Regions from separate parts of the Mus musculus genome. Here region 1 is linked to region 2. Evidence: chromatin loops called from intact Hi-C (ENCODE). Cell type or tissue: left cerebral cortex. All regions are shown on one strand.

Evidence for each region. Hi-C counts contacts between places; a loop is a spot of excess contacts. Peaks named below come from ENCODE experiments on the same cell type or tissue, not always from the same donor. Only the 100,000 strongest peaks of a DNase experiment are listed, where the experiment ranks them.
Region 1: it touches region 2 in a loop (5-fold over the local background); 2 of 42 quality-filtered maps call a loop at or near these places.

The regions. Positions count from the first base shown.
Region 1 is chr1:175,183,352-175,185,851 of GRCm38, reverse strand. All of the region lies in intron 4 of Rgs7 (regulator of G protein signaling 7), which reads left to right. Among named protein-coding and RNA genes, the nearest start is that of Grem2, 260 kb to the right of the region's middle. In left cerebral cortex, no CTCF peak of the experiment used is centred here; DNase peaks (open chromatin) are centred at 448, 994 and 1,323; H3K27ac peaks cover 1,401 bases.
Region 2 is chr1:175,068,652-175,071,151 of GRCm38, reverse strand. All of the region lies in intron 17 of Rgs7 (regulator of G protein signaling 7), which reads left to right. Among named protein-coding and RNA genes, the nearest start is that of Grem2, 150 kb to the right of the region's middle. In left cerebral cortex, no CTCF peak of the experiment used is centred here; a DNase peak (open chromatin) is centred at 1,116; H3K27ac peaks cover 1,061 bases.

The sequences.
Region 1 (2,500 bases), 110 kb before region 2:
TGTAGTGTGTGTGGCATTCTTGCTGGTCTCTCCATGACTGATGCCTTGTACTTTTAGTCAATGCCCATTTGAGTCTTTTTGGCTAGGCGTGGGGAGGGGGTAGACCTCAACACAACTCAGCACAGAGCCTAGACTTATTCTTGCACCTGCCTCTTGTGTTCCCATTTAGTCTTAGAGTTAAGTTTTTGCTGTTGAATGCATGAGATCTATTCAGTGACTGGCCTGCAAAAATAGAAACAAAAGAAAAAAATAGCAACATTAATAAGAACTGCCTATCATAGCATCCTCTGAGGTTTTCTATGTCTATGACTGCTGTGTCCAGTTGGTGGACAAATCGTTGGCTTTGTTACTGTTACTTCTCCATGTTAACAGAGGCCTGTCCTATGTACTGACAACTGTACTGTAGCCAGGATCTGTGTGGGAGCATAGCAACAGAAGGCCCGACACAAGAAATGTAGGCTGCACTCCCTATAACCTACCCCATTTCCTTTTATATTTATCCTCAAGTAAAAGAAGGTACTCCTACTTCCTTACCATTTCAAAGTCCAGAGTTATCTGAAGCTTTCCTTCTAGGGCAGCCCACAGAATTCCTCTTACATTATCAGTCTTCTGGGTCACCAGGTGTCTTGTGGAAAACAGCAGATTTTTCTCTTCTCTTAAATATAATTTGCTTATTTTCTTAATTGCTTAAAATCATTCTTTAATGTTCATTAGGTTTTATTTTTGCTTTTGTTTTTGTTTTGTTTTGTTTTGTTTTGGCTCTATGATAAACCATCTGAATCAAAGTTTCAGGGTAGGTAGGCATCTCACTCAGCTTATGATTTCATAAATCCTTTTGTCACCTCCTGAGTTGGCTTGACTGCATTCTGTTTTGCTCTGTGAAACCCTGTAGCCAGCTGGATGGGCCTTGCCCTCGGGTTTTTGGCAGGTGAGTTTGCTGGGCTGCCAGCTAGGTAGTGTTTCTCTCACCCTGCAGCTTGCGAGCCCTGCTTCTGCTTCATGTTCTCAATCATACTGGGGATTCCCACTCATGTTCCTTTCATTATTATCTCATTCAGGAAAGCAAACTATGAACACAGAAACCGACATCTGTACTGCTCTGCTTCTTAAATCCACGCCCCCCCACACACACACATACACATACATACACATACTGTGGTAAATATTACAATACTTCTTGGCTAGCTTTGCAAGATCTATTTCCCACAACCTATGGAAAGCTTAGTGCAGGACACCAGTGATCCTGAGCTGCTAGGATCTAAAATGGGCTTCTCTCTATCAGCAGTACCAATCAGGTGCTGTGTTCCTTGAGTGGTGCCTAACTGCTTATTCTCATAGCTCTCCATCATCCATACTGTATGTTTTGAGATTCTTGTCTTCCTTGTGAGGCCTTTGACATAGAAGATGTTCCTGAACTTTGCACACAGGGAATCATGGGGCTTCACATAGTAGCTGCTCAGTGGTCTTGAGTGAGTTACTATTTCTAACTGCCCTCCTGTGTTAACAATGCTTTACTACTGTGCTTCTACATGAATCAGTGTAGAAAGTGGCCAGAATCTTGATTTTGTTTTTAAATTGCACTTGTTCGTTTTAACTTTCTGCAAAGACATTTGTCTGAATTGAATTCTTTTTATGCCATGTGACAGTTGCCTTCAAACATAACCAGTGCTTGGGGATCTTCAGTCCCCATTTGAACTTTAGGAATATTGCCAGTTGTCCCCACTCTACTTCTTGATTATGTGGGTTACGATTCTCTTTTCTTTTATTTCATATTTGTTGCTATTATCACTTCATTTGAACAGATAGCTTGGTGGAAAGCATCTACTTTCTCTAATGGTTAAATTAAAGCCTTAGAATTGGTTAGTTTTCAATAATCAGCTGATTTTGTTAACAATGGGAGTTGGCTTGAATATTATCAAGTATATTTTCAACTGTGATTCAGGCTTTGTTCTATTAAATAAAACAGGAAAGGGCAGAATTAAGAAACACTAAGCTCATCAACTAACTAAACCTGGTGCTTTTATGCAAAGCTTGAAATAAAGTGAAAATAAGGCTAGGTGTAAACATAAAATTGTCCAAAGTAATAGCTTAATTCAAAATAGCCACAAAAACATAGAACAGCTCCGTGGCTCAGTGGATAAAGACTGTTGCTAATGATAAGAGTCTAAATCCTCAGACCCCACAAAGTAGAAAAGGAGAAATAACTCCTGTGCATTGTCTTCTACCTCCCGAGGTGCACTGCAGCACCCCCTCAAACACAAATAAACAAAAGTAATTGGAAGCTCTTTCAGAAGAATTATCTTCTATGAAACTACAATAAAAATGTCCAAATCTGAAAACCAACCAAAAGTATAAATCATACATTAGCAGCTGGTTTAGTAACTAGACTGTCACTGAATGAATTAAATCAACTTGTCACGTCCACCATTACAGAGTAGGTCTGCACTTCAAAGCCTTCAGTACTCTGAGGAGAGCACTCTAAATGCTTTTAATTCACTTG
Region 2 (2,500 bases):
CAGCTTAGAAGCAGATTAGAAACAGAGAGAGAAGAGCTTTGCATTTCATGTCTGTGCCCCTGTGAATTTTTACCACTAGGAAGGTTTTGTGGCCCTTTGTTTCTACTAAAGTGCTATGGCTTTATTTGCTCAGGATAACAGGTACATTAACATGGAAAAACTGTTAGAAATTGCTATGACACCTTTGGTGAAGAACACTTATGAGCTGGCCATTGGGCCTCTCCAGTAAAGGGAAAGCAAACCTGATCAAGAATGAACCTACGTCTCCCCTCTCTTCCTTTATGGATCTTAAGCTTCTCTCTTTCATCATTTTGTTGGCAGATACAGCTATCCATCTTGTTTTAGTGAAACTGGTTGTGACAATAACTTGCCTGAGAAGATAATTCCAGTTTCCCTGCAGCATGGTATAAATTCATGGGTGAAATGTTTTTGGACCATGTAGCCAAATTTAGTGTGGACAGGGGTAACTTTATTCTCCCCTGACAGCACCATTAGTTCTGAAATTGTCACTTGAGTTGTACAAGCAGTGAATGGTATGTTGCTACTGAGTACCCACTGCAACCCCAGAGGCTCCCAGGGAGGGCGGGTTTGAGGACTGAGCTATGTTCACGTTGTTGCCACATGTACCGGACACAGAATCTGAACCAGGATTTCCTAAGTTCTGTTCTACTGAGTGTAACGCCCTGATTTTGCGCTACTGGCTGGGAGATATCAGGGAAGATCATCAGAGAGGCTTCTAAGATAAATCTACAGCTCAGTGGTAGCCTGCATTCAGCCACCGCTGGGTTCTTTCCTCTGACAAACAAATCATAGTTATTAAGTCCCTACACTGGGTAGGTACTGTCTTTTCTGATTGGGAATCCATAGGTAATAAGACATAAAATATGCTTTAAGTGTATTCATGATTGTAAGAAGACAGAGGTGACTCAAATTACTATCTTGGGATGTAGCTACCACGCACATCTAAATCGATTCTCTCTTCCTATGGAAGCTGACTGTCCAGTGAGTAGAACAAGATTCCCAACAGCTTTCTCAGTGTGAGTCACGGTGGCTTTTCTGGGAGCTCAAAGGAAACAGAGAAAGGAAGGATTAAAGCCCAAGTAGAGACCCACAAGATCAAAATTAGAAAGAGGCGTGAGGACTCAACAGACTCTGGCCAGGACAAGTAAGGATGTTTCCAGTGAGAGCAGCTGAGTATAGAAGACAATCAAGGAACCAGACTGTGTTTTGGATTTTCCCACACACACCTCTTGAGCTGCAGATGGTTGCAGTGGGGAAGTTCAGAGATGCTGCAGAGAGGATGGCCCTACTACAGGATCAGTGGCTACTGATCTAAGACACACATTAGTTGCTCATGACTGAAAAATGACTGCTTATGTAAAAGAGGTATAAGAGGAACAAGATTTGGAATACCAACATATTTACTGCAATGTATTAAGGCCACATTTACTGGAAAGTGAGATTAAACTTTGAACTGCCTGAGGTAGGATTCACAATTTCGATAAAGCAGCCAATATTATTTTTCTTTGTCACTGTTTTTATTTGAAGATTGTTGAGCTTCCATTATGATGCCAGTATGCTTGGGTCTCAGATCACCTCATATCCATGGATTAAACTGTCACTGAAGGAAAAAAAAAGACCTAGGAATGCTTGCATGCAACAGTCTTAACATCACAGCACCTGGCAGCATTCTTTGTAAATAGTTAACTCAGCCTCAGTCTAAATTACCTCATTAAGTCTAAATTACCTCTAAATGTCATGCAGCAGGAATTTTTAAAAATTGTATCAGTGTTCTAAGGACAATGGTGTGCATAGTCTCTTTTAAGTGTATTTCATGTTGCTGGGGAAAGTGTGAATGGGACTTAAGTAGATAAAGATAGGGCTCAATGTGACATCAGATTTAATTGCCATTAGCAATAGAGTCAGATTTCAATTACATCTCCTTGTGAGACCCTGTACTTGGCAGTTCTATCTCTTGACCAAGCCACCTATTTCTCATTTTCTTTCATCTATCCTAAAACCACATATGGGGTCATATATGCTCCCTGACACTGCCCTGTAAAACATTTTTCAGAAAACCATGAAAGTCACTTTGATGCTGATGGAACACTGCAGGGGTAATGCTTTTACTTTTTATAATCTGTGCTTGTTCCTGGATGGAGACCATTTAAAATAGTAAAACAAGAGCCTCCTTGTAGACGCTGCAAGCTTTTTTGGAATTAGAAGTATTCTGAGTGTATCTGTAGACATCTCACCATGGCTTCCATAGCCCTGGCAGACCACACAGCAAGCCTGGATTGGGCAAGTTCTGTTGAGTGCATGCAGCATTACAGTCTCCCTGCTGCTGTATTCTTGTTTGCCAGTAGTCAGAGACTGAGAGAGACATGAACAAATATTAGACATCCCCACAGTCATTCATTATTCTTGTGATTGCAACCAGTGTGAGGCCAACAATACAGCAGACTGTGACAACTACTGAATCTTTAAAGTTTAATCTAGA